Linked DNA regions of Homo sapiens: regions 2, 3 and 4 are each linked to region 1. The links are chromatin contacts, found by Hi-C or POLR2A ChIA-PET in ENCODE. All regions are on one chromosome and are shown on one strand. The core of a region is the stretch at or near the end of the contact, and the rest is flanking DNA. Distances in the headings are between cores, read along the strand shown.

The links. A loop is a pair of places that touch in the nucleus more often than their neighbours do. ChIA-PET counts read pairs that join two places held with the same protein, here RNA polymerase II (POLR2A). Pooled maps may share reads with other maps.
Region 2: a loop to region 1 is called in a pooled map, with 4 times the contacts of the local background. The contact joins the promoter of PHC2-AS1 here to the promoter of SMIM12 in region 1. A Hi-C loop is called at or near these places in 1 of 37 single-sample maps with no recorded cell type and 5 of 50 pooled maps. POLR2A ChIA-PET finds 5 or more read pairs at or near these places in 2 of 52 experiments (A549 and MCF 10A).
Region 3: a pooled map shows a loop between it and region 1 (9-fold over the local background). The contact joins the promoter of AGO3 here to the promoter of SMIM12 in region 1. A Hi-C loop is called at or near these places in 1 of 168 maps with a recorded cell type or tissue (CD4-positive, alpha-beta T cell), 1 of 37 single-sample maps with no recorded cell type and 9 of 50 pooled maps.
Region 4: a loop to region 1 is called in a map of sigmoid colon, with 7 times the contacts of the local background. The contact joins the promoter of ZSCAN20 here to the promoter of SMIM12 in region 1. A Hi-C loop is called at or near these places in 1 of 168 maps with a recorded cell type or tissue (sigmoid colon), 2 of 37 single-sample maps with no recorded cell type and 12 of 50 pooled maps.

Annotation. Positions count from the first base shown.
Region 1 is chr1:34,858,397-34,861,096 of GRCh38, forward strand. SMIM12 (small integral membrane protein 12) reads right to left here and starts at 1,353. Exons shown (of 2, transcript NM_138428.6): 1 at 1,281-1,353. RefSeq lists a silencer at 1,175-1,304.
Region 2 is chr1:33,349,063-33,351,762 of GRCh38, forward strand. PHC2-AS1 (PHC2 antisense RNA 1) reads left to right here and starts at 1,290. Exons shown (of 3, transcript NR_125978.1): 1 at 1,290-1,385. All of the region lies in intron 9 of PHC2 (polyhomeotic homolog 2), which reads right to left. RefSeq lists an enhancer at 94-1,023 and a silencer at 479-998.
Region 3 is chr1:35,929,838-35,932,537 of GRCh38, forward strand. It overlaps AGO3 (argonaute RISC catalytic component 3), which reads left to right and starts at 1,268. Exons shown (of 19, transcript NM_024852.4): 1 at 1,268-1,608. The coding sequence starts at 1,590. It overlaps AGO1 (argonaute RISC component 1), which reads left to right. Exons shown (of 19, transcript NM_012199.5): 19 at 1-695. RefSeq lists enhancers at 884-1,407, 1,408-1,932, 1,933-2,455 and silencers at 911-1,420, 1,431-1,770.
Region 4 is chr1:33,471,359-33,474,121 of GRCh38, forward strand. It overlaps ZSCAN20 (zinc finger and SCAN domain containing 20), which reads left to right and starts at 1,287. Exons shown (of 8, transcript NM_001377376.1): 1 at 1,287-1,333.

The DNA.
Region 1 (2,700 bases), core at 103-2,602:
ATACGGTTTCTGTCCAAACCCTGGACTTAGGGAGAGCTTCCTACAGTTTTTTCCCATCAGCCTGGCATTTCATTACCTAGAAGAGCTTTCCTTTTCCCAAACTCTGAGATTGTACTCAGGGATTTATGAAATTCAGAGACATAGTAATAGTTAAAAGAGGCACCTCTGAAGAATCCCAAACCTAATACTTCTCCATTTTACTTCCACCTTTAAAGCAAGTCCTCTGTATAAGTAAATGCTTCCCTAAATAGCAACTGTCCGTTCAGATTTCCAAACCTGTCTTAAAACATATCGCGCATGAGTTCACAACTATCTCTCACATGCAGCATAAAGTCTCTCGCTACCGTCCTGCTCACATTCTAATCATTCCCAAATAAGTCAATTCATTCCTTTATTCGACACTTATAACCACTTACTCTGTGTCAGGCACGATGCTGGCTTACCCTGTCTGCGTTTCTCAAGACACTTTAAGCTCCAAAAGGCTAAGAACCGTGTCTGTCTGGCCCAATTATGCCCTATCCATCCAGGCACCTCTCCTACCCTGCCTGGCAGAGTGCCCAAAAAAGGTCTGCTGAACGAATGAATGACAGCCCAAACTCCCTAGTGTAAAATCACAACATCCTCCACCCACTCTCCCCCAAAAGGTGGCAGGAGCATAACAGATGCCTTTGCTGATTACAAAAACCTAAAGACTCCATCATAGTCGTCCCCAGGCAGGGTATCACAATGAAAGAGGCAAAAGTGTCTGAAAAACACTGTGACGCATATTTCCAGCCCGGCATGGAGGACGTCTGCCAAAAGCATCCGGTAAAGGTCAACTGGGCTGCTGGGAAACCTGCCCCAGTGCGAGGGCCCGGAGGCCCAACGAGGCCAGAAGCCGTAGTCCCAAATTCAAGAACTACTAACAAGGACACAGGAGGCCTGAGAAGGCGGAAGAATTAGCCCTGACAGTCACTAGAGCGCAGTCCAGGAATGGGAGCGCAAGTAAGGCGAAGGTCCATCCAAATGGCTACCCTTCTCCCTTCTGTGAGTCTCCCGGTCCCCTGTCCCTAGCCCACCTCATTCATGGCCTCATCAACGTCCGTCCTCATTGAGGTGCCGAGAAGCCCTGTCTGCGGAGGGCTACCTGGGCTCCCAGACTTGGCACCAGAACACCCGCCAGAGAGGGGAGCTGGCAGATCTGGCCGGGACCGGGGTGGACCCTAGCGATCACTCCTCCCGTAACTCAGAGGTTACTGGCCTGGGCTGACCCGACCTGCTCGCCGGGACCGCGCGCTCACCTGCGGCCCAGCCCACACTCCCCAGTGCGGCCCCCGCTCTCCGCCCGCTCGCCGGGAGCACGGAAGTCGCCGCACCCAGCGGCCCGCGGGACCTTGCCCTGTGACCCTGCCCACTGGCCGCCGGCTCTCTCGGAGCGCAGGGATTGGCTGAACTTCAGCCAAAGGACGGAAGGAAGCTAGGCGTCCGCAACTGGGCCCCACTGCGCTGAAATGGACGTCGCGCCCTCTGTTGGCCGGGAGGTTTCTCAGTGATGTCGCCACGTGTTTTCTGCGTGGAAAAAGTGAAAGATCATCCAGTCATTTTTTTCAACTGATGTTTATTAGGCGTCTTCTAAGACCTAGGTCTGGGCACGCAAAAACAAAAGACATGATCCCTGACCTCAAGAAGCTCTTCTTAGAAGAGTATATTTTAGTGCTTTAAGACCTCTTGGGATCCGGGCTAGCTTTCTAGTGACCTTGGGAACATTATTAACCTGTCTGAGCCTCCCTTCCCCTTCTGTGTAGAGGTAATAACACCCATTTCGCAAGGATGGTGTGAGGGTTGGAAGAGATAATATTTGTAAAGTACTGTGGCAGGCACACAGCCAGCAGGGAAATAAATGTGGCTATTGTTAGTGTAAAAATAATTCAAATATAGTAAAACCTAAGTCTTACATGACCTCTTGGGTACAAGTATTCACTTCCTCCTCTGTGTCCCCACTGTACCCTATACAGACATCAATTTTATCATATACAGAAAAGTCCCAAAGCTCAAGCTTGTTAATGCTCCCACAAGGCCCTTCCCACCCTCATCCCACTAATCTCAGCCTGCATATTTATTTTGCTCGCACATACTAAACCCGGCAGACCACACTGTTTCACACCTCAGTGCCTTATTGATGCTTTTTCATCTACCTTCCCACCTTTTTTGTTGTTGTTGTTCAATTTCACTCTTGTTGCCTGGGCTGGAGTGCAATGGCGTGATCTCGGCTCACCGCAACCTCCGCCTCCCAGGTTCAAGTGATTCCCCTGCCTCAGCCTCCTGAGTAGCTGGGATCACAGGCATGCACCACCACGCCCGGCTAATTTTGTATTTTTAATAGAGAAGGGGTTTCTCCATGTTGGGGAAGCTGGTCTCGAACTCCCGACCTCAGGTGATCTGCCCGCATCGGCCTCCCAAAGTGCTGGGATTACAGGCGTGAGCCACTGCGCCTGGCCGCTTTTTTTTTTTTTTTTAACAGGACTCTCGCTCTGTTGCCCAGGCTAGAGTGCAGTGGCACAATCATAGCTCACTGCAGCCTCAACCTCCTGGGCTCAAGTGATCCTCCCACTTCAGCCTTCCGAGTAGCTGGGACCACAGATGCACACCACCAGGCCTGGCTAATTTTTGTACTTTTTGTAGAGACTGGGTTTCACCATGTTGCTAGGGCTGGTCTCGAAC
Region 2 (2,700 bases), core at 40-2,539, 1.5 Mb before region 1:
CATAGGAAGGAGAGAAAACGCTCTTCTAAAAATGGAAGAAAAGACACAGAACAGCTTGTCCCTTTCCATCCAATTAAAAACCTCGTGAGACTGAACTAGATTAAAAACAAAACTCTCCAGCGAAGCCGCAGGCGCCTCCAAGATAGGGAGTCCACCACCAATAAAGTACGGCAGATGCCAGCAGTCTCGTCCCCGAACGCACCGTCCGTCCCAGGGAAGTCGCAGCGGCGGGGAGGCCGGTCCTAGGTTGGGGCTGGGGTGGGGTGTGCGGGGCCTGGGGACGCGGAAGCTGCGGCGCGCCGAGGTGACACGGCTTCCAGGGGCGACGGGCGCGCAGGGTCCCCAGGCGAGCGAGGCTGGGGAGCAGGGCACCTCCCAGGCGCCGCGCGGACGAGAGCCGCGACTGGCACGGCCTGGCAGCCGCGTAGGCCCGGGCCGTTAGGGGCACCGAGGGCGGTGCCCGACTTCCAGTGCGGCGAGCGCGGCCCCCGGCCTCCCTACTGGCGAGAACCCCTCCCCCGCCCCGGCACTGACCTGTCCAGGGCCCGGCTGGGCCTGGCCGGGCGGGGCCTACGCAGCCCCTCGGCCGGGCGCCGACTCGCGCGGGGTCCCGGGCCCGGGCGGGCCGCCTCCTCTCCGCCGGGAGCCTCCGAGCCGGGGCCCGGGGCTGCCGCGGCGCATCCGACCGCACCGGCCTGGCCGGCGTCAACAAAGGGCGGCCGGGGCGCGAGGCCGGGACGGGGGCGCGAGGCCGGGGCGGGAGCGCGGGCGGCGGCCGGGGTTGCGCGCGCGCGCGCGGCGGGCGCTCGAGGGCTGCAGCCGCCGCGGAGACAATGCGGCGAGTCTGGGACGGCTCCCGCGGCCGCCTCCGCCGGGGGCGGGGCGAGGGAGCGGGGCGGGGAGGGGCGGGGCCGCGGGAGGGGCGGGGCGGACACGGGCCGCGCGCTTCCTTTGTGCGGCGAGCCCCGCCTCGCGCCCTCCGGAAGGCGGGTTAGGGACGCCCGGGGCTCAGCTTAGGGAGGCGGGCGCCACGCCACGAGGAGGCTGCCCTGATAGCCGGTGCAAGTGCTCCTTGGCGGGGCGGCCCGCGACTCCCGCCTTGGACCGTTCACTCCCTGAGGGGCCTGGGGGTCAGTCAGAAGACTAACGACCACCAGTCACCGAGAGCTCAGTTCGTGCCAAACCCTGCTCGCGCTGTCCCCGACTTATTGTTCACAACGACCCTACAAGTCATTCTCCTTCCCACTGGGAACCGAGGATCAGAGGGAAGTCATGGCCCGAGTGCCCCGGTCACACCTCCGTGAGCGGCCTCGGGCTCGCGGTTGAGGCTGATTGAGGAAGTGGGTTCAGGCGGCCCGCCGTGCCTGGCACACGGTCAGAGTCCCGTAAGTGTTGGTTATCTTCCCCAAGCGCACCGGGTGAACCTGCGCTGTCGTGGCGAAGCATACTCATTCAGCACGCGCGCGAGGGGCTGCGGGGGTACAGAGACGTGCAGCGTGACACAGTCCCCACCCTCAGGAGCGCGAGGCGCAGGAAGGTGCTGGACACACGCCAGGCACTTCTCTCCATTCTTGACTTCCCTCTGTTCCCAACATGGTCCCATTTTCTTGCCTTCCTTAGTATTCATATTCGTTGCCTGCCTTTCTTCTCCCCCCACCCCTTTCCACTCTCAGGCCTCATCCCATCTTCTTTGTTTACATTTATTTTACATTCCCCGAATATTTACTTAGCTCCCTTTCTCCTCTATTTTTCAAATTTTCAACCCCCCTTTTCATTAATATTCATATTTCCTTCTCCTCTGCCTCTGCATTTCTTACACTTATATTTTGTTTTATAAACTAGGGTAACACAGGATTGTATCCTCAACTCCTGTTCCCTAACATGCCCACACTTTCCTGCCTCCCTCTCTTAAGTTCCACCAGTTCTTCCTGGAATGCTCTTTCCTCAACTTTGCATGTCCAGGTCCTACCTATCCTTCAAGGTCCAGACTCAAGAACAGCAGTTGGCAAACTTTTTCTGCCAGGGACCAGAGAGTAAATATTTTAGACTTTGTAGGTCACACGGTCTGTGGCAACAACTCATCTCTGCTGTTGCCGCAGGAAAGCAACCACAGACAATATGTACGTGAAGGAGTGTGGTTGTGTTCCAATAGAACTTTATTTATGGGCACTAGAATTGGAATTTCAGATAATTTTCATGTATCATGAAATAGAATTCTTTTGATTTTTTCAAAAAAAAATTTAAAATGTAGAAATCATTATTAGCTTGCGAGCTGTACGAACACTGGCAATGTGATGGTTTTGGCCATTGGGCTGTAGTTTGTCAACCTCTGCTCTAGAACAATGCCTCGTCCTCCCTGAAATCTATCCTGAACATCTCTAGTTGGCAGTAACTTTTCCTGTTTTGTAGCTTTTAAATGACTTACCTCAAATCCATCTATGGCATTTATCGCATTTTACTTTCTATTGTAATTTTTTTCCTGTGCATTTTTCATCGTTTCAAGTAGACCTTCAGCTCTTGAGGTGGGGTACAGACCGTGTTTCTCAGTGTGCTACCTCCCTTCCCACAGTGCTTTGCACAGAGCAGGCATTCACACATACACAGAATGGGCCGGGCGCAGTGGCTCACACCTGTAATCCCAGCACTTGGGAGGCCGAGGCGGGCAGATCACCTGAGGTCAGGAGTTTGAGACCAGCCTGG
Region 3 (2,700 bases), core at 18-2,517, 1.1 Mb after region 1:
GTATATTACCTAACCTTACAAACTGTGTAAGGTACATGCTGTTCTCTCAATTTTTCAGATAAGAAAATTGAAGCCCAGAGAGATCAAGTGACTGATCCAAAGTCCCACAGTGAGGGGAACTGAAGATAGGATATTCTTTCTCCTTTTCCTCTTTAAAAAATTATTTTGATTAAAAAAAACCGTATTACTGAAGCATAGGGACATGGGGAGAAATTATGAATGATTCCTCAGCCTGAATAAAATAGTATGTTTCATTAAGGCAACAAATATTTATTAAGGACCTAATATTTGCCTGACATTCAAGTGAGGTGGGGGGCACACAAGTAGTAAATAAATAACAGACTGGGCAAAGGGCTACCAAGGCAATACTGTAGTAGACTAACAGGTGCCCCACCATAGATGGGTGGTCCGGAAAAGGCGTCTCAGATGTCTTTCGTTGAGACGCAAAAAAAAGCTGTGGGGTAGGGCGTAAGGGGAGGGTGGAGAAGAGAGAGAGGGTTCCTGGCCAAGGGAACCAAAAGCAGAGAAGCTCCAAGTCAGAAAAAAGCAGCGGTTGGCCCGTTGGGAGAATTGGAAGCCAACCAGTATAGCTGTAGCACAGGCGGGGCCCATTTACGCCGTGCGTTTTCACCCTGGAAAGGAGTTTGGGTTTTCAAGTGTGACGAGGCGCTATTAAAGAGTTTTAAACATGGAAATTACTCGATCTGATGTTTGTGTAGTGTCCTGTTTGTTAGTCATCTTTTCCAAACTATAATACATTTTTTTTTTCCTAAAAATGGTCGTTAAAGCAGCCTAGGACTTAGGTCAATTGCGGTGGTCACTTGACCGCCTGTGAGGAGGCGGCGCGTGGGGTGGATCGGACTGGGCGTGGCGGGGGCTCAGGAAGGAGGGTGGCCCTACCCCAGCGGGCTCGGCTCGGGGCCTCCGCGGCAGTTCGGGGTCCTTCACCCGCCGGCTCCAGGTAGGCTACTCCTCAGGTAAGCCCCGCCGCCAGCCGCGACGTCGTCGCAGACAGGCACCGCCCCCACTCGTGCGGCGCGAGTAGTCCTGCCCCTCCGCGTTGTCTCCGGCCGGCACGGCCCGGCGGGGTACGGCCGAGCCCGCCGCATGTGGCCCGGCTCCCGGACACCTCCCCGGCGTCCTCCGCGCCGGCCGCTCCTGCCCCGACGTCGCTCCGGCACGGCTCGGGGCCCAGAGGCGAGGCGAGGACGCCGGGCAAGCCAGGCAGCGGAACTGACGCCGGCGAGCTTCCGGGGCGGCCCCGGGCAGGTCGGCGGCGGCGGCCCGCAGTCGTGGAGGAGCGGTGGGAGCGTCGGCGGCCGCGGGCGATGCAACTTCCGGACGGGACTCCCCTCTGTCCGCGCCTCACATCTCCCCTTCCTCTCGCCTAGTCCTGTGCCGTTTTCCGTCCGCGACTCTTCCGGCCCAGAGCTTTCGGAGTGCGGTTGCTCAGGGGAAGCCGTCGCCGCCCCCGCCTCGGGGCCGAGTGAGAGTGCCCGTCGCGTCGCGCCGCGTCGCCCCCCGGGCCGCCTCCTTGCCGCCAGTGGCGGGCTCCGTTCTCCCTCGAAGCACTCCCCCCAGCTCCATGAATGGAAATCGGCTCCGCAGGTGAGTCAGAGTAGCTGGGCCAGGTAGGGGATGTCACCCAGCTACTGTCCTCTGAGCATCCCTGCTCCTCCCGCCCGGCCCAGGTGCGCGAGGTGAGCGTCGGGCGGGCATCGCTCGGTCTCCCGCCCCTCGCCCTGCTCCTCCGCGACCTCCCCGCAGCCCAGCCCCAGTTCCCCGGGGGCCCCTGAGTCGGCGAAACTGCGAGGCGGGGAAACGCTTGGAGGATTTAAGTTTGGGGTTATCTAGGCGGCATTACTCTTTGCTGGAGTACCCTTCTTCTAGACTTTAGAATGGTTTGCCATTGTCTAGTTGGAGTGCGTGTCCTTTAGCCAGGTTGTGTGTTCCGTAGAGGCTGGGCAGCCAGCCAGCTCCCTTACCTACCTCTTAGGATAGTTGTGAAGATAGGCTGAGATAACGGATAACTTCAGATTAAGTTCGAAGGAGGTGTTGGTGCAACGTTAAATTCAACATGGCATTGCTCCTACCCTCGAGTTCTTTTCTGTTGTTTGTGGCAGCATGGTAGATAGTTTCTGAGGAGCTTGGAAATGTCATAGCAGCCTGGATCCCTGCTTATACGAGGAGGTGGTTCTTAAAATTGCTGACAGTATATTTTTTTTCATTCTCTATTCCTTAGAGAAGTAGTTGTCATATTCCTGGAAATTTGGAATTTAAGAAAACTGCTTTATCTCTGGGGGCAAGAGCAGCAGTTTTGCAGTCTTAAGAGAAAATTGCAACATGGATAGTACTTGTCCTTAAAAAAGGAAAAGTATTGTTTATGGTTCTAAAGTAATTAATTCAGGGACAGAAAGGTGTTGCATAACGGTTTGCCTAACAAATGATCATGCTTGGCTTATTAAATTTGAAAGTATGCTTCAGACGATCACAAGTTCGTAAATTAATTTTCAAAATATTTGCGGGGCTGTCTTGTTACTAATGGTGTTACAAGTTCCTGAATTCCATATCTCTTTTTGCCAATTTGATATAAGAAAAACTTACGTAAAAGAAACCAGTGACATAACGATAGCTAAGAACTTTGTTGAATAGATTACGTGTCAAATGGTTGCAAAAAAGCACTCAAACTGGGGAGATGAG
Region 4 (2,763 bases), core at 37-2,536, 1.4 Mb before region 1:
GCTGGTCTCAAACTCCTGGACTAAAGCGATCCTTCCGTCTCAGCCTCCCAGAGGGCTGGGATTACAGGCATGAGCCTCCGTGCCTGGACTAGCTAATGATTATTAAACACTTTCTGTGTGTCAGACATGTGTCACGCTCTTTACATACCTTCTCCCATTTATTCCTCTCAACAACTGTCTCAGGAAGAGGCAAGTATTATCATTCCCATTTTACAGCTGGGAAAATGCAGGCATAAAGAAGCTAAGTAATTTGCCCAAGGTTTCACAACGCGGGTGGTATGACCTGCATCCTTCATTTGAAAGTAAGAACTTTCAGACACAAGCAGCTTGACTTCAGAGACTTTTACCTAAATAGTCTCATTTAACCTTCATAACACCCTGTGATGTAAGTTCTCTTACATTACTTGCATTTTATAGATGAAAATTCCAAAGACAAAATAGATGGCAGTAATTTGTTCAAGGCCACACAGCTGCGAAGTAGTTGAGTTGGGATTTGGATCCATGTCTGACTACAAAGCCCCCATTCTCAACACCACATTAGATTGTTCATGCCCCAAAGTATTCACAGTGGTACAGAGCACCCGCATTTATATGAGGATTATTTTGTAATAATGATTAACATTCTTCCAACACCTAGGAAGTGCCAAGCTCTGTACTAACTGATTTACATAATAATAGCTAACAATCGCTGTGCATTATTAGGAGCCAGGCCCTGAGCTAATCGTTTTAGGTGTATTATCTCATTGAAAGTTCACAAAACTCTGTGACATGGATGCCATTACTACCCTCATTTTATGGTTGAAGAGAACGAGGTTCAGAATTCTTCCAAAGTCACACAGCTTAGCTGTAAGCTGGAAATTAAAGCTACAACTGTCCAGTTCTCTCCTGCCTATCGGGCTGGTCACCTCTAGTCATTCTCTCTTCTTATTTCTTATTGTGTCTGCTTTGATCTTTCAGGGTCTGAGGCTCTCACTTCGACCCCTCAGTAGAACTGGGCCCCCTTCTGCTCGAGTGCCCTCCCATTGGGCGGTGCTGTTATCCGGAAGCCTATGGAAAAGGCCAGGATCGCAACAGGTCCCGCCCCCATGTGTCGCGCCCGTTCCGATTTGTTCCAGTGCCAGGGTCCGTTAGAAGATGACATATCTATTGGCTGAAGACGTCTGAAAGGCAGCAAACGGAGGGGGCCGCCCCCGGCGCTCGCGCGGTTCCTTCTGGGAATTGTGGTCTCAGACGTTCCATTCCCAGGGTGGCGCCGCTCGGACTCCGCGTCCCAGCATTCCCCGCACGAGCCCGGGAGCACTTCCGCCCTGTTGTGAAGTGGGTGTCTCGGTGGGTGAGTCCGGGTGGCGGGGCGGGGGCAGCTGAGACGCAGGCTCTGGGCTGGAGACTTAGGAGGTGGTGGTGACACAGGGGGCTGGGGAAGGTGAGAGGGGAGAAAGAAGCTTATATGTGGGGGTGGAGGGTGAGGGACGGTCAAAGGATGTAGAGGCCGGAGATGGGAAGGGTCATACAGGGGTCGGGGATGAGGAGGCGATAGAGGGCCCTGGGAATGAGGAGGGCCTTAGAAGGGTCTGAAGGTGAGGGGGTTGAGGGAGGTTTTGGAGGTGGGAGAGTCATAGAAAGGTCTGGAGACCACAGAGGAAAGGATAGAGGGTCTGGGGCCCTGGCAAGAAGTGAAGAGGGCCTGAGCTTGAAGCCCGACCTTAAAAATAGTGTTTCAATCTCTACCTTCCCATCTAGAACAAGCATATCTAATTTGTTACCTCCCTAATGATTGTTACCTCTGGAACCCAGTGGATGGGACTGGCTATTGTGTTCTGCCCCAAACCTGCACTTCTTTCCTTATGTCTTATGGAAGTCAGTGGCACGATCATCCCATTTACCTACCTACCTACCTACTTACCCACTGATTCCTCTTGCATTCTTCCACGTCCAAGGATCTTCCGATCTTTAATTTCTTTAATATCTTTTCAGTCGGCCTCTTTCTTGTAGGGTTTTCGCAGAAGCCTTTTCAGTTTCCCAGCATGAACACACACATTGCACCTAGTGTGATCTGTTTCACCTACAAATCTGATTATGCCTTCTGCTTGAAAACTTTCATTGGCACCCAGCACCTGTAAAGTCCAAACACCTTGTCCTTCATAAACTCCTTTTGCAGCCTAATCTTCATGCACCTCACACTCCAGGGCTGTCAAGGTTTTCCTCGTTTCCTGGGTAGGCCATTTGGTTTTCCATCATTATATATGCTGTTCTCTCAGCTTAGAATATTCTCTCCTTGCCCTTCACCTTCTTTGCCAAGAGAACTTCTTTAACTTAAAAAAATTTCAACTCTTACTTTGCTCAATTCCCTTAAGCAAATTAAGTCACCCCCAACCCTCAGCTCCCATAACTTCTCCTATTACCACATTTGATCATAATTATCTGTGAAGTGTGTGTCTCTTCCATTAGACTGTGAACATCTCCAGGACAGGAACAGTGTCTCAATCACCTCTGTTTCCCCATTGCCCAGTCTAGAGCAGTAAACACTTGATGTAAAGCAGTAAATACTTGATGTATGTATGTGTGAATGAAGACCATGCAGGGTAAGCTTTGCTATACCAGCCTTGAAGACTTCTATTGCCAGTGGATTTCCAGGGCAGGAGCTTTAGTCTTCCTCTGCCTGGCAAGGCTATCTGCTGGAAGCTGAAGCTGATTCATTGCCAATGGGAGTTTAAGCCAGGGGTGACAAATACATGGAATGTGTGCTGCCAGTGCCCCTTCCTG